3 separate regions of the Homo sapiens genome follow, and all the other regions are linked to region 2. A link is a loop called in an ENCODE intact Hi-C map of the cell type or tissue named here. Cell type or tissue: PC-3. All regions are shown on one strand.

The links. Peaks named below come from ENCODE experiments on the same cell type or tissue, not always from the same donor. Only the 100,000 strongest peaks of a DNase experiment are listed, where the experiment ranks them.
Region 1: it touches region 2 in a loop (2.4-fold over the local background); 56 of 110 quality-filtered maps call a loop at or near these places.
Region 3: a loop joins it to region 2, with 2.9 times the contacts of the local background. A loop is called at or near these places in 17 of 110 quality-filtered maps.

The regions. Positions count from the first base shown.
Region 1 is chr3:152,172,257-152,180,256 of GRCh38, reverse strand. All of the region lies in intron 1 of LINC02917 (long intergenic non-protein coding RNA 2917), which reads left to right. LOC101928166 (a long non-coding RNA gene) reads left to right here. Exons shown (of 3, transcript NR_136178.1): 2 at 5,384-5,458. Among named protein-coding and RNA genes, the nearest start is that of LINC02917, 29 kb to the left of the region's middle. In PC-3, no CTCF peak of the experiment used is centred here; a DNase peak (open chromatin) is centred at 4,556; H3K4me3 peaks cover 955 bases; H3K27ac peaks cover 1,806 bases.
Region 2 is chr3:152,440,833-152,448,832 of GRCh38, reverse strand. MBNL1 (muscleblind like splicing regulator 1) reads right to left here. Exons shown (of 10, transcript NM_021038.5): 5 at 3,294-3,551; 6 at 1,060-1,213. Among named protein-coding and RNA genes, the nearest start is that of MBNL1-AS1, 180 kb to the right of the region's middle. In PC-3, CTCF peaks have their summits at 4,395 and 4,599 (motif pointing right); a DNase peak (open chromatin) is centred at 4,622; H3K27ac peaks cover 484 bases.
Region 3 is chr3:152,303,193-152,311,192 of GRCh38, reverse strand. All of the region lies in intron 2 of MBNL1 (muscleblind like splicing regulator 1), which reads right to left. Among named protein-coding and RNA genes, the nearest start is that of MBNL1-AS1, 38 kb to the right of the region's middle. In PC-3, no CTCF peak of the experiment used is centred here; DNase peaks (open chromatin) are centred at 1,092, 3,182 and 3,922; H3K4me3 peaks cover 1,229 bases; H3K27ac peaks cover 5,870 bases.

The sequences.
Region 1 (8,000 bases), 270 kb after region 2:
AAGTTGGTGTGTTTGTGGGAAATGGGACAATGTGTTGTCTTGGGACAAGATTCTCCTATGCATTGAATGGTTGAAAACCTCAGAATTGAAAAAGGATACAATGCTGCCTTTCACTTGCGCCAGTGAGCTAGATCCTGGGTGAAGTGGTAGTTGAAGTGTTTTTGAAAGCTCAGGGGTAATGATAATTATCCCTTTTCCATACCAGGTATGTCCCTATGCTTGGAGAAATTGTAATTCCAGTTTTAAAGGTCTGCCATGTGCTAATCTGAGGATTAAAGACATTTCTTTCCAATGTGTAGAAACGAGCAGGCAAAATTGATGAAAATGTACACTGTAAATTCCCAGTGAAAAAGCACCTGATTGCATTAAGCTATTTTAATATTTAAATGTTGCCAACTATATGTATTTGCTGCCTGCATAGATAGAAATTCTTCCTTGTCCAAAAACTCCCTTGTCCAAGAGATTTTATGTACAATGACAGTGCTAATCATCACCACTACACCTATAAGTGTGTCAGAGGACACGTAACCAGTGCAAGGTGTCTTGATTGAGTTTCCCTACAAGCAAACTCTGAATGCAAATAGTTTACTTAGGAGGTGATCTCAAGAAGTCACTAAGGAAGTGGAAAGTGATGAGTTAGAGTAAGGGAAGAAAGCCAATTAAATGTATAATTGAGCAGGCTATCTCTGTGGAAATAGTGGCTCAGTTCTGTTAGGGACCTCTGGTAGGCTGTGTGTCATCTCAAATAAGGTGTGAGGGAACTAGGGTATTTATCTACCAATTTTTTTATGGTCATTTTTTGAAGTCTACTTCAAGGATGCATAAACTTCTCAGAAATTCTGGCCTAATCAATGCATAAGCAGAAAGGTCTTTCATGGCCAGAAGCCTTCAAGCAGAGTCTCAGGTGTTTGAATTTAAAATCCCGTGACTCTGCACAAAGGTGACTGCAAAGTGATGCAGATAGGACATTGACGATGACTGGGGTAGAGAAGCAGGAAAATCAACTACATATGAAATATAATTTCAGGAGTGTCAACAGGATCAGTCCACACCCCATGATGGGCCCTGTAAAAACTCTTTACCATCCATTAATATTCTATTGTGATATTTTATTTTCAAGTTGATTGATAAATGGATGTATTAATTCCATATAATTGAAGATTTTAGGTATTTAGCTTCAGATATGACTGGATCCAGAGTTTCTGATATGCCATCATGATTCTTTCACTTTCTTTTCAGGCTGTTTTCCTATATTTGCGCTTCATACCTAGGTAGGTCATCTCCATTGGTAGAAAAATTGGCTACCAGTTTTAGCAAGTCCAGAAGAAATAAGGCATCTGTTTTATAGTAGTTCCAGAATAAGTCTAAGGAAACTCTCATTGTACTAAACTGGGTCCCTTGTACATCCCTTAACTGGTTATTGTGGCTATGAAATTTGGCTGCAATGAGTTCAGATACCTACCTCTAGAACTATGGGAGCTGAGTAAATTTTGCCTGGATCACATAGCCTGAGGTATAAGTGGAGTACTTCATTAGAAGAAAATATGGTTGCTATTGTTAGAAGACAGAATGGATAGCGGATTAAACACACACACACACACACACACACATCCCAGAAATATACCCACATACATTGCCATTTTATCCTTTAGCTTTGATTCCTGAGAAAATCCATGTTTTCCTAGAGATTTGTTAACTTTGTTAGTAGCTATGTGACTACTTTCCTTCTGGCTTAGCAACTAGATAATTGTGTGATAGTGAGCAATTCATTAAATAGAATGTCAAAATGGTATGCTCCCTCCCTTGGCAAATTTCAGTGGGGCCTCAAAGATTAAAGCACCAGGTATGAAATACCCCTATGTTCTAGTGGGATGTTCTAGGCCATCTGAGTGGGGCCTTAAAATTGGATCTTCCATCTTTAGCTAAACAATACCATATGAGCTCATTAAAAGGATCCAGTGAGCTTGTCCAAAGACATTATGGTTTTGATTATTCTCCTTCTCATTATAGAGGAGAGCAGGTGGTGCTTTCCAGATAAATCGAATGAGGCAGACTTCCATGAAACCCTTGAAGGACTTAGTCTGTGCTCCTTCAGTTGGAAAAAAATGAGGAAGAGTCCCTGACTTACACCTAGAAACTGAGGCTGGAGCTGCCTATGATGACAGAGTGATGAGACAGATTTGGAGGAAAAGAAACACTCTTGGTCATTCTCTCAGTGTGGTGCAGTGGTTCAAAGTGTAGTTTCTGTGTCTCTACTGGTTAAGTCCATATTTCACATCCACCACTTATTAACTAAGTGTTCATGGTTGCGTAACTAATTTTTCTGTGGCTTTGTAGAAATAATTCAAATGAGGGTTGTGAGAATGAAATGAGTTGAAGTATGGTGAGTGCTTGACACTGGGTTTGGCACATAGTGAGTGCTAGCTTTGATTGTTATTTCTTCCTGACAAGTTAAAGTAGACATTTGCATGGCTCCCAGAAGGTAGCTGGATTTGAGTTATCTGGAAGGGGAGCCTGACTATGAAGGTCACTAGAGGAACATGGCAACACAACTAGGAAAGTCTCTGTAGGAAACTCAGAAGCAGGGACTGAGGAAGGTGTCATACACAGTCAACTAGAGGAGACACTCTGTAGCATTGTGGTCTTCAGCAGAAGAGGACCCTGGATAATGATGGGTTTGTTTGAAAAGCTCCCAAGGACACCCTAAAAGTACAAACTTTTTGAGATCTGCTCAAGTGCACGAATAGAGAAAGGAGAACTACATGATACCAATTCCCCTTCTTTCTTTCCCCATCTTTCTTCCACATCACATAAGAAAGAAGCAGCTTTGTGACCATTGAGGAATACAAAAGCTAGAATGAATAATAACATAAAACTGGAAAAAGGTGACCACTTTCCAAAACTGGCTTAGTTAGGCCTCAGCTATGAATTAGAGGAGAGACAGAAGCTTTGATATTGTTATTGTTGGAATTGTGTCCCCTTCCCCCAGATTTTGATGTTGAAGCCCTAACCACCAATGTGACTATATTTGGAGATAGGGCTTTTAGGAGGCAGTAAAGGCTGAATGAGGTCATGGAGGAGAGAGAGTGCTAATCTGATAAGTGGCCTTATAAGAAGGGGAAGAGAGAGAAAGATCTCTCCTCTTTCCCCACCATCAAGAAGGTGGCCGTCTGTAAGTCAGGAAGAGATACCCCATCAAGAACCAAATCAGCTGTCACTCTGATCTTGGAATTCCCAGCCTCCAGAATTGTGATAAATAAATTTTAAGCCATTTAGTTTGTGGTATTTTGTTATGGTGCCCAGAGCTAACTGATACGGATATTAAACTTTTCAATGCTTGGAAAATTAGATTATTCATTCACACTATTCATTAATACCTGAGAGTAGTTGGAAAAGCCCAAGATTTTATCCCAGGGCAGGAAAGAAGTATTTGATAAAACAGACTTAAAAGGGCAATGATGAAAAGGAATGAACACACTGTCTGCATGTCCAGCTTTTCAATAATTCAGTTGTACACTTAACTTCTGTAGAGCGTGCTTCATTTCTATAGAATTATAAAGGAGTTGGATTTGATGGGACCCAGGTCTCCATTACAGCTCAAATATTTTGTTTTACATTTAATGATTCATTTTCATTTATGTGAAAGAATTTCAGGTATTTTTGTGAAAAGTTTCTGAAAATCAAATATGCTAGGAAACTTCAAAAAATGAGGAGAACAGGAATACAGCAAAAAGGATCTTTTGGAGAACTAGAAGTTGCAGGCTTTCTAACCACAAACCACACTCTTCCTATGCCCAGCATTATTTCCAGTGTTAGCCATTTCATTTGAAAGGGCTTCCCTAGACTAAATAACATTTACTGAAATTCCGATGATTCCTATTGTGACAAGGAGCCTCTAGTGTTCTCAAAAATTCTTGGTAGCCTAAAACCTAATTTTAATAAGTATAAATAAAATTTTAGAGATCACACACACATGCACACACACACAATGTCTCGACCATTATGAAAACAGAACTCCAGAACTTCTCATTAATAAAAACAAACCTCATTATTTCAAGTAGAGAGTAGCTAACTATCATGTTTTTAAAAATTGCTGTTTCTCTGAAATATGTCCAGAGGATTTCATATCCACCCTCAGGCAAATCATCCTAGTAGCTTTTCTGTAAAGATAATTATCCTTTTTCCATACCAGGTATGTCCGTGTGCTTGGAGAAATTGTAATTCCAGTTTTAAAGGACTGCCATGTGCTAATCTGAGGATTAAAGTCATTCCTTTCCAATGTGTAAAAATGAGGAGGATAAATTGATGAAAATGCACACTGCAAATTCCCAGTGAAAAAGCACCTGCCTTCATGAAGCTATTTTAATATTTAAATGTTGCCAACTATGTATTTGCTGCCTGCATACATAGAAATTCTCCCTTGTAAGCCTGCCCAAACCAAGAGCCAGGGTTGTTAAAAATTCTTTATACATTTTTTCATATAAATCTATTTCTTCTTATACAAACATTCTTCTGATGTTGGAATGATTCATAAAGCCTCAAATCCCATGGATGTAACAGGACACCTCTCGATTATGCATCCCAGGCATGAGTAATTTCACAAGCTGAAGGAAGGAGATAAATGCATTAAAATGTTCTTGCAAAACAAATTTCAAGGAGAGAAAGAGATGAAAATGGGAGTGAATGTACAAATGGAAGATTTACCTCATTGTGCGGAAAAGAATGTTAGATCTGCCTTTGCAAAACTCTTTAATTCATAGTTCTACACAAATAACCCTGGTAACTGCACTGCCCAAAGCCTTCCTAATATGAATGTACCTACAAATGTTCAGTTTTGTCTCTGCTAACTACAAAGTATGAGAACTGTATGTTAATTACATTTTACAGTGAATCATGGGTCAGAGACCCTGTGAGAAATTATGATAGCCTTTCATTCAGCATCAGTTCTATTCAGATGCAGAGTGGTTAGCCACTTCTGAACTTTGCAACTGTATCATCAGCAGCTAGATATTGAGCCTCTACTGTTTGGAAAGTCATACTGTAGCTCGATAAACACTGGGTATGGCACTTGTGAGAGCCAGGGCTTAATAGCAGAAGGCAAATAACCATATAAAGCAATATCATTTGTCCTGGGTGAGAAGTCCTAAAGATGTGCAGAGGTGGACAATCAGACGTTGAAATGACTAAAGAAGTCTTCATGGATGAGTGGACAAACTGAACTTTAAACACAAAGTAGTATTTGAATAAGTGGAGGTGGAGAGTGTTCTGGACTGTTACATTACAGAAATGGAATCATATATACCTAGAGGCTGGAAAGTTTAAGGCATCTTTGGAGAAAATTTAGATTATTGGATTTAACCATATGAAATTGCTGTTCTTATAGGTAAGAAATGGTCAAATATCACCAAGTGCACAAGACTCAAGACTGGCATAGTAGAAGACAAAGGTGGATATATGGGTAGGTAACAGATAAAAAAATTGAGAATGCCATGGCAAGGTACTTGGAGTGAGGCATTTCATTTAAACATCATCAACAACATAGCAACTAAAACCTAAAGAATCATAAATCTTAGAGAATCTTCTAAGTGTCTTAGGAAAAACTTAGTTTAACTTCTGATTCCTGAATTACCTTCATCATCTGTTTTTATGGCCCCACTGATAATGAGTATACAGCTAACTAAGCTGATTATCTTTTGAGTCAACTCTACTTGTTTATTTATTTAATGTTGATCCAAAGATTAGCGCTACAGGCAAGTTTAAAACTTTGAGTCCTCCCTTCAAATTTGAAAACAACAGCTTAAATTGTCCCTTTCTTATTGCTTTTATTCTTGTAACCTAATGTCAAGTCCCTCATTATTCTAGGTGGTCTGCTTTAGACAAATTCCAATTTGTGAAAGTTTCTCTGTAAGTTGAACACTAAATACAACACAACATATTAACTGGATATTGTATGATTATTTTTCCTCCCTTCTGGACACATATTTCAATTAATACATAATAACGTAATTAACTTTTCTTAGCAATTACTATACAAAGGGAAATCATATTGAGTTTACTGTCAACTAAACTTAAATGTTTCCCACCAGGCTACTAAGGCATCAGACCCGTATTTTATAGTTGTGTAAATGGTTTTGTATACCACAATTAGAACTTTTCATTACATACCTGTTAAATAACATCTGGGTATAATTAGTCTCTTGTTTTAATCTGTTGATATTGCTATTCTTTCAGTTAACATATTATCTATTACTCCCAAATTGTTTATATACAGGTTTGATCAGCATGCAGCAAATGACCTTATAATAGGCATTAATAAAATTGTTGAATAAGGCCAGAATCTGAAGTACATTCCTAGATGACTATTCAGATTCATATTAACTATTTAGAAAAAATTAGTTGTGAAATTTGTCTGACCTTACTGCAATTTGGTCAACATTTCTCAATCTTGATCATAAGTAGAGCATAATGTATTTGTCAGGTATCTTGATAAAATACTGAATGCCTGTGCTTACAGGATTCTCTGTCTCATAAGCTTTATCTCAACATTATTACCACCACTTTTACTTAATGAGTTGTTTCTACAATACCTTTGTAAAGCAAAAGTGAAGTAGAATATAGCGGCCATCTCTTATTATGCAGCAGGACCCTTTCAAATCAATTACCTGCTGAATTACCTCTATATCTCAATGCAAATAATAAACAGTTGACCTTTGAACAGTGTGGGCATTCGGGGCACTGATCCCCCTTGCAGTTGAAAATTCACATATAACTTTTCAATCCCCCAAAATTTATCTACTAATAGCCTACTGTTGACCAGAAGCCTTACGATAACATGAACAGTCAGTTAACACACATTTTGTATGTTATATGTATCATATACTGTATTCTTACAATTAAGTAAACAAAAGAAAATATTATTAAGAAAATAATTATAAGAAAGAGAAAATATATTGATTATTCATTAAGTAGAAATGGATCATCATAAATATTTTTATCCTCATGTTCAGTATGCTGAAGAAGATCAGGAGGGGTTGGTCTTGCTGTCTCAGTGGTGGCAGAGGCAGAAGAGGTGGAGAAGGTGGAAGGGAGGCAGGAGTAGAAGGCACACTTGGTGTAACTTTATGGAAATACGTTTTAATTTCTGTCTGACTTTTTGCTTTTTCATTTCTCTAAAAATATTTCTATATATGTTACTAATCTTTTCCCCACCATTTGCTTTCGTTGCAGTGCCTATATGATAGAAGGGTCCATGTCACAACAGAAGTCAAGAGCAGTCTTGAATAACTGAAACCCTTCTGGCCAGATTGTCTAATATCAATTTTTTTTTCTGGCACTGCTTCTTCTATGTCTTCTTTCTCATTGTCCAGCACATTTGGAAGCAGTCATCTTTATCAAGTCATTTTCTGTTACCTCCTCCGGTACAGTGTCTAATAGCTCTTGAATTTCTCCAAGATCCAAATCTTGAAACCCTTCACCTCCTGTCCTCCTTTTTTAAAAGACTGTATCTACAATATCTTTCATTATTTTCTTGATTGGCTGTCATAAGTTCTGTGAAGTCATGCATAACATCTGGACACAATTTTCTCCAGTAGGAATTTCTCATTTTTGCCTTGACAGCTTGCACAGCCTTTTCTATAACAACAATGGCATTTTCAATGATGTAATCCTTCCAGACATTGGTTATGTTCTCTCCTTTGGGGTTCTCTTCCATAGCATTGACAATCCTTTTCATATACCATGTGCAATGAGCCTTAAGTGTCTTTATGACCCCCTTATCAGAAGCTGACTTAAAGATGTGTTTGGGGGCAAGTAGACCATTTTGATGCCTTTAGTGTTAAATTCATGAGGTTCTGTGACCAGGGGCATTGTCCAATATCAAAATAATTTTAATAAGGCAGCTCCTTACTGGTAATGTGCGTCTGATTTAATGTCCCTTCTGATTTCAGGGACAAAGCATTGATGGAACTGATCCCAAACAGGGGTTCTCATTAGCTAGGTCG
Region 2 (8,000 bases):
GACTGATTTTCAAATATGTACTGTATAAAACTTATGGTTAGTATTAAAAGCTCATATAATTTATTTTGTGAATCAAAAATAAATTCACATTCTCTTATAGCATTATGAACCTAATACACTGTAAATACTGCCAGTATAGTCTAATATAAAATTGGGAGCTGGATTTTTGACATATATATCTACTCATTAATTTAATTAATAAAATAATTTTATTAAGTAAGTCTCTAAAACCATGGTATTCTGAAAATAAGGGTGAAGCAATAAAGAGGAAAGTGAGATTTGAGTTTCTGGTTAGTAAAATTCCAGATAATAATGAGCTTATATGTATTTTCTGAAGTAAGTTCAGAGTGAATAAAAAGAGTAAATTTCCAGGTAATTAAATGAGTAGCTAGTCTGTGTTTTAAACTTTGCAATCTGTGTGAATAATTCTAGATTATGTATACATTACCAAATTGAAAATAAGCTGAAACCACAAATGTAGAACTCCATAATAAATTAAACATTGCTGAGCACTTAGGGTTATTTCAATATTAGCTTAGGAACAGTCATAATTTTAAACAGTGTACTGATTGATGCCAATAAGAGCCCTTTTTAAGAGCTCTAGAACGCATAGTTGTTTTCATTCTTGACCTTGAAAACAAAAAGGCTGAAAAATAAAAATCAAAACTGAAAGTGCTGTTTTATATAATTTAAATTAACTCTATGGAATAATGAAGGCAAAGGGGTCTTACAGCAAGAAAGTATCATAAAATAGCTTGACAGACATATATAAGTGTTGAGGAAAGAGAAAAAAAGAGAACTATATTTCATTTCCAAATTACACAAACACAAATAAATATATAAAATACCACTGATCTTTAATCCACATTTCATTAAGCTACAATCCTTAGTTTTTAAGGAAAACCACATGAGATACCTCAGATAAGTTTCCATCATTGACCACCTTACCTGACACCTCATCTATAATTACAAACAAACTTGGGGTGTGGTTTATCTGCTCTAACAGTAGGACTCTCTGTAGATCATCAGATTCATTTATTAAGAAACCCCACCCCTTACCTGGTGGGAGAAATGCTGTATGCTGTTGTAACTGCATGTTGGCTAGAGCCTGTTGGTATTGGAAAATACCAGTGTTAAAGACTGCGGTGGCACCGTTGGTTTTTTCAAGAGCAGGCCTCTTTGGTAATGGGGGAAGTACAGCTTGAGGAATTCCCTGTTTAGTGAATGAGTATAAAAAACAAATACCAGTAAAAAGAGAAAAAGAAAAAAGAAAAATCAGTCGAAGGCTAAAATTGTTAGGAAGCATGAGCAAGCAAGCAGCAGAGCACTTAACTACCCGAGGGAAAAAATCCAATGAACAAAAAATTAAGGAGGAAAAAAAAAAAAAAAGCAAGATAAAAGCTTTAAAGGAAGCATTATTTTTGTCCAAAACAAAATCTCACTAGTACAAGAGCACATGTTATAATGTGTTAAAGTGCTTTATGTCCCATAATGCTTCAGGCTTTCTGTGAGAAGCCATTGATTTGGGAAAAGAAGAAAAGCCGCACTGCGAGCTCCATGAGGATTGACAAGTATAAGCAATGTTAATAGTTAATTGTACAGAGTGACTGAAACAGATAAAATAAAAACTAACCCACTCTGCTCCTCCCCCCAGATCTACCTAGACATGCAAATGTCCCAGAGCATGCAAGTTTTTTTCCTTAAATACTGAACTATAAATATTAAAATGTAAATAATTCTACCACTAAAGCCATGCTAACCAAACAGGTACATAAATATACAGTCAAAAATACACTCTTTATGTCCTCCGACTATTTCTTCAGAACATTCTACAATGTAGTTAAACTGAATGTGGGCTGCTGGGCTTTCAGAATCTTTTATTGTATGATATCCATCTATGTACTTAGATTATAGTCTTTCTACTAATTTTGTCAGGAAACCACACTCAGTTTTTTCATTGTACTTTACAACTCTATAACAGAAAAAAGGATATATATTTTAAAGTTGATTTAAAAAAAAAACTTGTATCTACAATAAAGCTACATGCCAAGCTAAAAGGTGAAAGGTCATAGTACCAGGTCAAAGGTTGCCTCGAGGGGTCGCTTCAGTGATTTGACAGCCGACTGAGTCTTAATTAGCAGGCAGCGAGCACATGATGGCAATGGGCCAGTGGGGTTCAAGCGCATTAACATAAACAGCAAGCAGAGGTGCATCATGGGGGCAGCAGTGCATTTTTGGGTAGGTGAGAAAAAACAAATAAAAAAACAAATCATCGGAATGCCATATACAACGAATAACAAGACTAAGCATGCACAATAAAGGCACTACTGAGTTGTTATTGGGAGGATAACTCCTCTTTGTAGTTAATTACAAACAAGATACTCTAACAGAAAAAAAAAAGAGTGAAAGGAAGAGAGGAGGAGAGAGTCTGCCTTCTGTATTTTTGCTCAAGTATCCATAAACACAGAAAAGATCTCTCTCGTGATTATTTCACTGTGTTATGAAATACTACACAGTGACTTTTAAAATGAGTATTTCATTGATTTAAGTCATATATTTATGTAAAAAAATGACAACATTAAAACAGGTAAGCAAAGAACAAAGAATGGGCTCATTAAAATCAGCTACTAGATCACATTAAAATTTACCTTGAGAATATAGTTTAGTAGCTATTCTTAATGATCCAATTTCTAACTCCTTGAGTACTGCTGTCTCTCTCCTGTCTATATAATGGCATAGTCAAGCTTCTCTAGTGTTACTATTATGTTTATGCCACAATATTATTTCAGACAATCTAGATAGTATACTACTCAAAATCCTGTAGCTAATTCTAAGAACAATTTTGTTGAACAATTCTCCTAAATAGTTCCAGATCATGTTATTGTTAAAAGCAAGATATATGTAAAGAAGAGCCTTGATGTGCAAAAGAACACACCAAAGGAAAACAATGGCTGATTAGATGGCACACAGAAATAAGAAGACTGAAAATGGCAATATCGTTAAGTTGAAAAGGAGACAGGTGGTTCTTTACAAAGCAGAGATTTCAGAAACCCTACATCCACAATAAGACAGATTAAGAGTTAGGCCAAGAGTAGGAGCAATCTGAACCATTTGAGGAGTTACCCTCACTTCTGTGAAAGTAACTTCTTTATATATTGTCTGGGATACCTGAACAAACATATCTTCAGCAATTTTTTTAAAAAGGTTACTAAATGAATAGCTTGTAGTCAGATATAGTTGCTCACTTTGCTTTTCTGACTGCTAACAAGGAGAGAGCTGATATCTCTACTCACCATGGCAGCTGCGGTGGCTGCAGCCTGTGCAGCTGCAGCCTGGTTGACCTGGTATTGGGCAGCCTTGATCTTGGCTTGCAAATGTGCAGGGGGATGAAAGTATTTGCACTTTTCCCGAGAGCATCTCCCTTTGATGTAATCCATACACACAGTGACTGTGTTGTCATTGGTGTCAATCATTGTGCTGTCAGCAGGATGAGCAAACCGACAATCATTTTCTCCTCGGTTGCAATTGCCACGTTGGTACTCTCGACATACCTATGAGGTCATTAAGTACATGAGGTTTAGTCAACATGAAGAAGAAGAAGCTTTCTGAAGATTTTAACTTAAAGTGCAAGACTGGTGACAGAAGGCTATAGATGAAAAGGGAAAATGATTTTCAAACAAGGCAACAAGTAACTTCAGCATTTCCTAGTTTAGTTACAAATTATAACTCCATTTCAGTATAAATGTCCATAAGAAAATGCATGTATAATGTTAATTATGGTAAAAATACAATCTGAAATGGTGTTGATAAACTTATTAATTGCAAAGGGAAAAATAATAACTTCACAGTAAAGAAACATGGAAAACATCACTTTAACCAAGTGATCAAAATTAATATCACCAATAATGAGACATAATGATGTTGTGTATCTATTGATATGATACAATGAGAAGGGCACACAATCACAGTAGAGGTAGTACTGCCTGAATTTAATCAAGATGAAACATCAGATGAAGTGAATGGAAAGATATTTTACTAATAACCGACTAGTACTCTCCCAAAGTGTCAAGGTCATGCAAGACAGACTGAGATATTATCACAAGCTGGAGGATCCTGGAGTCACAGAAAGAATATTGGGAGGACAATTGGTAAAATTTGATTAAAGTCTGTAGATTGGTTAAACAGCAGCATATCTATGTTAATTTTTCTGGTCTTAAGAGGGATTCTACAGTTATGTAAGATATTAATATTTAGATCAGTAAAGCGTAGACAGAAACTCTTGGGTCCATTTTTGCAACTTTCGTGTAAATATAAAATTATTTCCAAGTGAAAAATATACAAAATCAAATTTGATAGCTTTTTATGAAAATGTTTCCAGGAGTTATTTTTTTGATCTTTAGAGATTCACTTGGTAGCTATATAAAGCAGTAAAAAAAGATTGGTTTTGTTATGTCTGTTTGTTTTATATTTGCTAATTCTGTTAATTTTGCCACGGAGATCTTAGGGAAAAGGCGAGAACATTATTTCTCATTCATCTGCGCAATTTTGACTCTTACTATTTAAAAGCAGTCTTCATTCAGGATACTTTGACCCTTTTACCACAAGAGGGCCATCTAAAACACAGAATGTCCTTTTAATATTTTCGTGCTCTTACTTCAAGCTTCAAGGAAACAGTTTTTAATTGTTCAAGTATCTTTTCACAAATAGCAAACGCAGATACTAAGCACTTTATTTTGAAGTTAAGCAAGAAAGAAAAACTGTAACCCTACTACGACTTAGGAAGCAAAGGTTTTCTTGGATTTGTATAAATACAATGATTGCATTTAAATCTGGGTGTTTTCCCACATTATATTCATATCCTATTATTGAGGAAAGTGTTTCTTAAAGAAGGAGATACTATAATCTGTATCATGCTACATCTTAAAAAAGAGCATTATAAATGATATCTTGCACTACTTGGAAACCTCAACCTAGCTAAAGTTTTGTGTTCCAAATACATACAATGAGCCAGTGTCATTCACCACTACACTCAGTTATTAAGATCACAAAAATGACTTAAAAAGTTATTCAAGATTCTGGTTTTTTATTAGCATATTTATCTTATTGAACATAAGAAAAAAAGTATTACCAAGATTTATAACTTAAAAGCAAAAAATGATCAAGCTGTTACCGAGAATAATTATCCTCCTCTCTGGCTGAACATTAGCATCAGCTATGGAGCTTGCTAAAACAGTACCCAGTACCTAATCAAAATTTATTGTATGTGAGGCTCATCACTATACTCAGGAAGAGTGATGTGCCTACATTAAATAATGATAAAAAGTTGTGTGTGTGTGTGTGTGTGTGTATGCTAAATATATACTACTGCATAAACGAAAGGGCTACTTTTCTGTTTAAGCAAGTCTATGTCAATGTAGGCATCACCAAACAGGAAACTTGCAGAAGGTCTATAAGTGATCTCTCTCAGCTGCTATTTGCTCCCTCAGTAATTCCTGCTTTCTTGAATATGCTCAAAATGAATTGGCAGCAGGGAACTAATACTCTACTTTTCCAATTTAGGTTACTCTTTGCCGCATTAACAAGAAAGAAGACTTGAATTTATTTAGGTTCTGTGTGTATGTATTTGCATGTGTGTGTGTGTGGGGGGGGGGGTTTCTACAGGTTAAGGATTGGTTTATTATAATTTCATGTTCTTTACTCTCCTGTGGAACATTTAGAAAGAATTCTAAAAATATTTAAGCAGACTTAATAACTAAGAATTAGCTCAGAATGTGTCATAAAACCAACCTTTTCTGAGGTTAAAAAAAACTTAGTCAACTGCTTTTGCATAATATGCATGTTTGACTCTTTCATATTTTTATTTTTTTTTACAGCTTACGGTTTCTCCTAAGAAATAGGACAGAAACATACTGTAATAGCTACTCTCACATTATTCTTGCTTGTGAAAAAATAAGGAAGAGAAAATCTCTTGTGAAAACTTGTACTGGTGAGAGTTACAGGCCAGTGGGACTGGAAATTTACCAAGCATTAGATATGCATCTGAATAGTGGGGTACCTATGGGAACATGAACTTCCCAAACCTTCTAAAACACATTTTCCCTAATAGACATCATCAATAAAATGGGATCTATCCCTTGGTTGCTCAATATGAGTTTGATCTGGTTTCTCTGATAAACTCAAGGACACTTTAGACTATGCTGATACCCAAAATAAATCTCTTAGACATACTATTACATTAGTAAATTATAACTGACAACATTTCACAAATTTAATCTCATAATTAAAAACAGGATAAGAAATTATAACATTTATCATACAGAGAATTTGAAACAGAATATAAAATTAAATCTGAAAATTCTAACAACACTGTGGTTCATTTTTCTCTTCTCATCCAGTCTTCTGTATGTATGCACACATTTTTAAAAATAATTGTAATTATAGTATAGCTATTATTTGGTGATCTTTTATGCTCAACAATGCAGCATAAGCATTTCTCATTTTGCTAAATAATTTCCAGAGTGAATACTTTTGATGGCTGCATCAAATTTCATCAAATAGTGTACATAATACAGGTAACTCTTTTGGAGGATATCTAGATAATTTCCAGTATTTCCATATTACAAGTAATATTCCAAGAATATATCCATGACTATAGGCATTTTTCATTATTTTTGGCAGATAAATGTACAGATTTATTGGTATATGTGTATGTACTGGGTCAACACATAAAAATATTTTCTGACTGGGCGCGGTGGCTCAAGCTGGTAATCCCAGTACTTTGGGAGGCTGAGGTGGGTGGATCACTTGAGGACAGGAGTTCGAGACCAGCCTGGCCAACATGGTGAAACCTCATCTCCACTAAAAATACAAAAATTAGCTGGGCATGGTGGCAGGCGCCTGTAATCCTAGCTACTCAGGAGGCTGAGGCACGAGAATTGCTTGAACCTGGGAAGTGGAGGTCGCAGTGAGCCAAGATCGTGCCACTGCACTCCAGCCTGGGCAACAGAGCAAGACTCTGTCACAAAAGAAAAAAAATATTGTTTGATAAATGGTTTTCAAACCTGCATTAAAACAATAAGATCTATTTAGCTACACATATAATGTGATTCAACATGAGCCTTTTACTTTACAAATACTAAGGCAAGATTTGACAATGAAGATATTCACTGAAAACATTTAAGTTCTATTTCCAGAAAAACATCTATGGAATAATTATAAACTTTAAATAATCAAAAGAAAACATAATCAGGAAAATTTCCCAAGAAAATGTAAATTAATTCTAAATAAACCTTCTTTTGTTAACTAAATAGCAATAATATAGCGGACAGACAATAGGGTTTGGAGTCAAAAATTGTGAGTTCCAGTTCCTATCACTTTACTAGCTAAGGAATCTTCACAATGAAAACACTATTAACATCTATTTAAAAGGTCATGAATACTGAATAAAATAATGCATAGCTTACAACACACCATACAAATCTGGATAATATGAATAATCCTGTCATTTGATCTCTAATTTTTTAATACATGAAAAACTATATTTCAAAATGGTCAAAATAACGTAAGTTTTATAAGTAGTATTAAACTCAGCAATGCTCTCAAGTTAAAGCACTGGGATTCTAAGGAGATTAATGTCAATATTTGAATTTATTCAAAAGTGGAGGGTCATTTGCATATTCTTTAAGGAGATATCCCTTTGAGGTAATATGTTTTGTGTTCACCATATTTGTATAATTAACTCAGTCATCTTGGAGAATAACAATCAAAAGCAGGAACAGAAAGCTAATTATAACAAGAAACAGGGACTTTGTCCATTTTAACATTTTGAGAAGTCAATTTAATAGTTAATGGCCAATATTAAGAAACGTATTCAAAGACATATAGCTACATGTTCACCAATAAGCAGCATGGACTTCACTTTCTATTAAGCTGGAACTAACAAGCTAAATTTTTCTAAGTATTACTTTAAAAAGTAATCCTAGATAATCACTTTGATCAAT
Region 3 (8,000 bases), 140 kb after region 2:
TAGTAAAAATACAAAAATTAGCTGGGCATGGTGGTGCATGCCTGTAATCCCAGCTACTCAGGAGGCTGAGGCAGGAGAATCGCTTGAACCCAGGAGGCGGAGGTTGCAGTAAGCTGAGATGGCACCACCACACTCCAGCCTGAGCGACAGAGTGGGACTCTGTCTCAAAAAAAAAAAAAAAAAAAAAAAAAGTCTCATGGTTCTGTGCATTAGAAAAATAACAGTTATACTACTTTTGTGATTTAAAATATATTATATTTCAAGCAAAAAAAAAGTTATGAAATGAAACACTTCCTTATCTGATGCCTTTACCTCAATTCCAAGCTTTATCTTGAAATCCTGAAATTCTCATGGGTTCCCCCCAACCCCCCCAAACAGTCTATTATTCTGATTTGCTATACTGTTCATCCTGTCTGCGGCATGACTTAAAATTCTTCTGGACTTTAGGTTCAGACTCTGTATTGTTAGAATATTAGTTAAAATTTTAATATAAATTTCCCACACCAAATGAGAAAATCTAAACAAGCAATTATTCAGAAGTGACTTTCTAGATTAAGAAAAAATGTGAATGAGCATGTTTTAAACAGCACAGTTGCTTAAATTTAGGCAACTGAAATGATTTAACAAATACTTGCCCACGTATGTACAACAGTCTAATATGTAGTTTCTCTAATAATCAATATACTATATTTTTGTCTATACGAGGTCACTGTATAGTGCTTCATAATCTTGCTATTTAAACAAGTTAAACTTAGCATAAAGACTAAAAGCATAGGCTCTGAAGACAGACTTTCTACACTGAATCTCAGTTCAGCATCTCCTGACTGTGTAACCTCGTAAGGGTTAATTGTTCTTAGCTTCTTTAGTTTATATAATCAATAGATGAGGATCAAATCAGGGGAATAAAATTAGCTGTTTCTACATGTGCTACCTAAAAATCAATCTGACTCAGTTTTATCTCACTGAATTATAGAAACTGATGATGAGCTTAGTATAAATCTCTTACCATACAAAAATTAGTGGTGTACTCATTCTGACTAATACAAGCACGTATAGTCTTTTACAGCACACATAACCACAGCTAAAATTCATCTGCTCCTCCTACACTGACTATGCAGCGGTTTCCAAAATATTTCATAACAAACTTCTCAGATACACAGGAAGGCATTTAATGCTTACTTGTGTGTTACCTGAGCAAATTTGTGTTCTACTGGAACATTTTAAAATTAAAGACTAGAAGGGTTTTAAAGTATTTTATTATCCTATGATTATTTTAATCTTCGTTGTGCTTTTCAGAAGCTCGAAAGCTTATAATCACCACTAGTCTATCAACACCCAAAAAGGCAAAGACTAGTTATAAATGCTTCCTAGGATTGGGAGATGTTACTACTTATTTCCAGTCTATGAACGATTAGATGAGCAAAGATATCTGAAAGCAAATTATCGTCTGAATGCAGTAATATGGAAAAGAAGGAATTACAGATGTAATTTATCCATCACAAGCAGATCCTAAACACTGATTATGTCTGTATTTTTGCAGAAAATTGAAAATGATAGAAAAGCTTCCTAGCTTTTCTGACTTTAATTTTCCATGTTTTACTTTGTGTAATTTACTGTCAGCTATTAACAGCAGATGCTTCTTGCCTTATTTGAGAACAGCCTGGACTTAAGTATAAGTGATTCTGAGATCCAGAAGCCTACGCACTAGGTCTGATTTTTATGCAGAGAGATAAATTCTAACTTAAGATACTGTACTCATATGAGGTCTGGAGAAAACAGGGTCTTGGATCTCAACCTCATATTAACATAAACTAAAATATAAATATAGCTTAATAAATCTAGACAGCTTCAGAACAATTTTGCTGGGCCTAAAATTGTGATCTAGGGTTAAAATACAGGTCGTTACCAACTGACCCATGATGATTCAGGGACAGCTGCCACAGTCTGGTGGCCTGTGGCTATGTGAAGTCTTTTACTGGGGATTCCCTCTAGTTCTTTTATTCCCACTTGTGATGTCATAATTAATAGTGTGAGAGAGAGGGAAGGGGAAAAAGGAAAGATAAACCACCAGAGCCATTTCTTTCTCTCTTCCTCAAGTATCTCTTTCACTGACCCTGCAATTGCTGTCGAGAAACTTCCCCCTCCTAACCATTGCCGCCACCACCTAATATACTAGTCTCCCTGTTAGTAACCGGCTCCTTGAGGACTGTATTGTTAACATCTGCCTCCCTAAAGTTTGACATAGGAAGTACATAAGTTATATTACTTAAATTGTTGAATCCTTATCACCTCCTAATGGTTTTCTTCCTCACATCTGAGTTTTTACAACCGGTCTCTTGACCATATCCTATGATAAAATGCCAAAAAAAAAAACAAAACAAAACAAAAATTGAGTTTGATACTTTTATGATCTACCTGTTTCCCCATGGCTACTAGTATTTAGAAAACAACAGCAACAACCACACAGCTGAAAATTTCAGAGAGGGGGAAGAATGGGGAGAAGCTGTTCATTAAGCTCTGCAGTAGACAGGGCCCAGGATCAATGAGCACTACATTCAAAAAACAGGCAGGCTGAGTCCTTAGAAACATGGGGGTCACTTGGAAGACATATTGACGACACCTTCCCACCCTAAAGGTTACACAGGTGGGAAGCTTTGGACTCCAGCTCCTCACTGCATACCCTGTCTTTAGATCCTGCTGATTCTAAGCAAATGCCCTATTAAAGACTAGCTTCAGGAAACAGAAGCAGCCCAAAGTTAAAGCTGGGGAAAACTACACTGGCTCACAGCATGAGTTCCAGGACTTTGGGAAAGGCCACCTCCCCTGCACTAGGCAAGCTGAATTTCTGGAACCCTAAACTGAAATTTAAAATACATCTTTGCCACAGAAATAGTTTGACAAAAGCAGCTGGGGTCTGTGACTCTAGGAGTTCTCAAGATTTATGATAAGATAACACTTCTATGGAGCCTCTTGGGTTTAATTAATAACCAGGGTTTCCAAGGTACTGTTTGTACTGAACTATAACTCAAGCATCCTCTGGGCTACTTTGGCTTCTCAGGGTTGACCCGATGACTTAATCACCTTGCTTCTGTGGAAAAACATTTTCTAAACAATTAAACCTTTTGAATATGGCTTTTTATGCACTGGGGAGGCAGCTATATAGTTTATACAGTGACTAGTTATCTAAGATGATTCATTTAAAATTTTTCCTATATGGCCATATATTTTACAACAGATACAACATCTTTGAAAGTTGGTGGCAGCATTCTTTCTGCTATTTTGGGTTCACTCCTTGACTCATTTGTTGACTTAAAATACAGTGATTACTTCTGAGTACTTACTGTTTTAGGCCCTGTACTATAAATTTGTCTTGGATATTCATTTTTATTCTTAAGTACTGCTGTTAGTTATATTTTCTTTGTCGAATCCTTAGAATATGCATATGGAAATTAAGAAGCAATGTTTTCCAGCAAACATAACAAAACAATTAAGAGTACAGGCTGTGAAATCAGATTACGAGGCTCCAAGTCCACATTTTACTGGCTGACTGACCTTGCATGTATTACCTAACTTCTCTGTATTTCAGTGTGTCCATCTGTGAAATGGAAGTAACACCAGTAACTATCTCGATGAGATTTTATAGGGACAAAATACTATGAAAAAAATGAAAAGCACTGAAAACACTGATTGACATACATTAAGTTTCAATAAATATTAACTCACCTTGTTATTTTACTCCATACGGAAAAAATAAGAAAGTGTATTTGTGGAAGCAGCAGAAATACAAATCAAAGTGCAGATTCTTTTGTCATATAAAATCACTTGGGACCTGTTTTTAATGACATGGCATTTCTGCTATATTCCAGTTATAAAAATGTGACTGTTTATATAAATATGAATAGTAGGCTGGGCGCGGTGACTCACGCCTGTAATCCCAGCACTTTGGAAGGCCAAGGCGGGCTGATCACCTGAGGTCAAGAGTTCAAGCCAGCCTGGCCAACACGGTGAAACCCTGTCTCTACTAAAAATGCAAAAATTAGCTGGGCATGGTGATACACGCCTGTAGGACCAGCTACTCGGGAGGTTGAGGCAGGAGAATTGCTTGAACGTGGGAGGCGAAGGTTACAATGAGCCGAGATCACACCACTGCACTCAAGCCTGGACAACAGAGTAAGACTCTGTCTCAAATAAATAAATAAATAAGTACAGTTATAAGAAGATAAAAAATGAAGCTGTTTTAGTTTTCTCTATAAGGAAAAATAAATCCATTTGTGATATGCCAGGTTTTATTTACTAAATAAGCAAGACAGAAGTGATGACAAGTTTGTCAAGATGAGAAGACTTCAGTTTCTCTTCAAAAGTGGTATCTCTTCAACCACCTCCCTTACCCAGATGCTTTCCAGAGAGATTTACTTAATTCTGAAAGTTTTATGAGAGGAAAAATAAACACTCTTTTATTCCAGAAATGGCCCTCCTGAACATCCATTTCCATTCTCCCCTTCTGTCTTACCTACCAGACTCCTGATTTCAATCAAGGCAACAGTTTTTTAAAATAATAATAAATAAAAACAAAACAAAACAAACAAACATACAAAAAAATACTTCCTAGCAATCCCTGCTACCAAAATCAGTCAATAAGAGACTGAAAAATTACTGGCTGAAGCTCAGAGAACCTTTGCTTAAAAGGAGCCTGGCTGGGCTGAGTTATGGTGTCTTGCCTTTTCTGCGTCCTGCTAGACTAAGGATATGATGGCTGGCACTGCAGTGGCCACATTGCAATTTTGAAATAATCCTAAAGTTGGAAGCCATGTGCTCCTTAGGAACTAAGAGAGAAGGAACCTGAGTTCCAATGACTATAGAGTCGCCAAATAGACCTAGACGACTGAAATATAAACCCCTAATTTGTTTATACCAAATGCTGGGGAGGGTAGGGGAGGTGTCTCTGTTATGCAAAGCTGAATCTAATTCTTCACAGACAAAATGTCTAAATCACTTCTGTGTGACTATGGAAAGACATATTTAAGATCGGAACCAATAGTTCTAAAGATGGACAATTAGAAAGCTGGAAAGAACTCAGAGATAACAAAAGAAGAAATGTAATGGTCAGAGATGGCCAAGGCCCTCAGGAATCCAGAGGACAAACAGCCTGTCAACCAAATTAGAAGATATCAGGGGTTATACTGTTTAGTAATTATCAGTAATTTTCAAAACACAAGCTCATAGCATAGAAAGTTTTATCGCTAGCAAAAAAATCAAACTTTATCTCAAAGTGAAAATATTTCAAACATGTGCCAAAAATGTAGGGATGATGCTGTAGGTAGATGTGCATTTGATGATATTTGTATAAGAAACAGTATTAAATAAAAACTCTGTAGTTGCTGTTAGTATAAGTGAGCAATTAGCATAAGTCCTCACTAGAATCAAGCTTGTTTACAGTAAAATTCACAAAGAAATTACTATCCTAATAATCTATTATACTTCAAACAACTCAGAATTTCTATCAAGCCTTTCCAGTTGCTTTTACTTAAGTTGCTACATGCTAATAACTATCATCAGTGCTAAATCAAAGGCCATCTATCTATCTATCTAGTTACCCACTTCTACTGGCAGTCATGATTTTTGGCCTAGCTGTTAACATGGAAAATTGCTCACCTATCTAAAAGCACAGGATGTAGTACTGCTAAGTTTAAAAAAAAAAAAAAAATTCAAATTTCCTCAATAGGACCTCTTTGTAAGAAAATAAGAAGCTTTGTCTAAGTCTGTGGGAAGGCAGAGACATTGCTCAGCATGAAAGGTAACGGATTAGCAATGTTGATAGCTGAAATCCTCTACTTATCCTTGGCAAGGAAAATGACAAGATAAGCTTCCCAAACTAGGTCCCTAGGTGTCTGTGCTAGGTCTGAGAAACATTCCATTTCTCACCTTTCACCTGAACTGGGCATGTGTCATACAGTTCTTCAAAAGACAATTCACCCCACACTGCATTGTCTCTTTTAAGTGAGAAACAGCCTTATATATGCAATTGTTTCAAGGGTACTCCGTGGAATTTTGATTAGCTTCAGACATCTGAATTACAATGAAACTGAATTCAGCTGTAAGTGCCACATTGCTTGAGGTCTAAATTGTTTTTAGTTTGTCACACTCACACAGTGAAGCAAGATTTCATGAGAAAAAAAGTAGACGCAGTGTACCAAAATCTTATAATATGAAGCAAAATAAATAGTTCTAGAATTACTGCAGCAGGTAGCTTGATTCGAAACATGGTTTACAATTTATCTAATAGTCTAAAAAAACCTTTACTCATAAAAAAAAGTTTTCTAAAAAAGTTCTAATATAAACAGGCAAATGAATACAATTACTAGTTTCACCAAAGCAACTGCAGCTATTGAGAATTTCATTAAAGAAAGGTTTATGTCAGAGTTGATGACACTGCAGCATATTCACAGGATATTCTTTACAAAGTTGTGAAGTTTCTCCTTAGGGACCTTTTATATGAAACATACTGCTGCGCAGGTTATGCCTTATAGTTAGTTCATCTCCTAAGTTATTAGGAGAAAACAAGGAAGTGATATGTCAATCTGTCACTGAAAGACACATTGAATATATGTGCCAGCACAGTATATATAATAATCTGTCAAAGTTTTAATACATGGGAGATACCAGTGGTTAAAAATCAAACCACAAAAAAACTTCCTGGTAACAGTGATTCCAGTTAGGACCCTAATAGATCAAAATTTTAATTGAAAATTGCATATTTAGTCTAAAACTTGCAGATATTTTATCAGGATTATCAGTGAAACTGGTTTTTAAAATATGATGAAAAGTCTATGCTTGGGGCTTAGAACAGCAGCAACACAGGCAATTTCTGGATTGAGGATAAACCATGCTAGCAACAGAGGATCTTCTAAAATTTAACTATAACCACCTTTGGGACTACTTTATCATGTCTAGTTATGCCATCCAATCCATATGTGACCATCTGGATACTTGTTTGCCTTACTGATTTTGAGTGCTTTAGTTGTTCATTTACCTGTATGTACATATATTTGTGTGCCTTCTAATACCTAATTTCCATACTTCATATATTCTGCTAAGCCTGCAGAGGCTCTTTAAAACTGTTCTCAGCACCCTTGATTGTATGCCACTTTGCAGTGGAATCTGATCTCAAATGTGTCTATGATAAATCTGATCGGGGTGCTATTTATAGATAGATATCACTGTATATAGCAAAAAGAAATTTTAATTATCTTAAATAAAATGGCTCAATTTGATAAAGGAACAAGTGACTAAAGTTTTCAAAGGTAAAAGAATTTTGCTAGATTTTTGGAAAATAGATAGTAAATATAAAGGTTATATTCTCTTTCTCCCATCCCTAGTACCTGAAAAATGAATGGGTATTTGAAATAGAATTCAGTAAACAATAAGTCTATTTCTGTTGATCATATCGTAAAAGCTTTTTTTTTGAGGGTATAAATAACTTGGCAAATATTAAAATACATTCTGTAGGCTTTCTTTACATTGACTCCCCAAATTTTAGTTGAGAGCTCATGACTGAATAGGCAATTTGTCATTGATTTGAAACATCATTTTTGAAATATAATTTTCTAATGGTGGCTTGCAGTGTTAATATTTTTCTTTTCTTTTTTCCTATCTCTTTCACAAGCCATAGGGGAACATAATCCTCTTTGGCATAAAATAATGCACCTTTGCAAATGTTCTGGATTTCTGAAATAGCTAATACACCTAAATCTATAGCACGTAAGCAATTTAAGTCTCAGCTTGAATACGCTCTTAGACTATTATAAATTAAAACTGCAATTGTAAAAGGAAAATTAGAGAAACTAAGTATTTAGAGTATTGTTTATATACTAGCACACATTATTACAGCTTTTGCTCTTTTACTGTTCTCGTTCTAATTCTGACATTCTTAATACCTACATTCCTCGTTGTCATGTATTCCCATTTTACTTAGCAACAGATTTATTACGATACAGACTTCT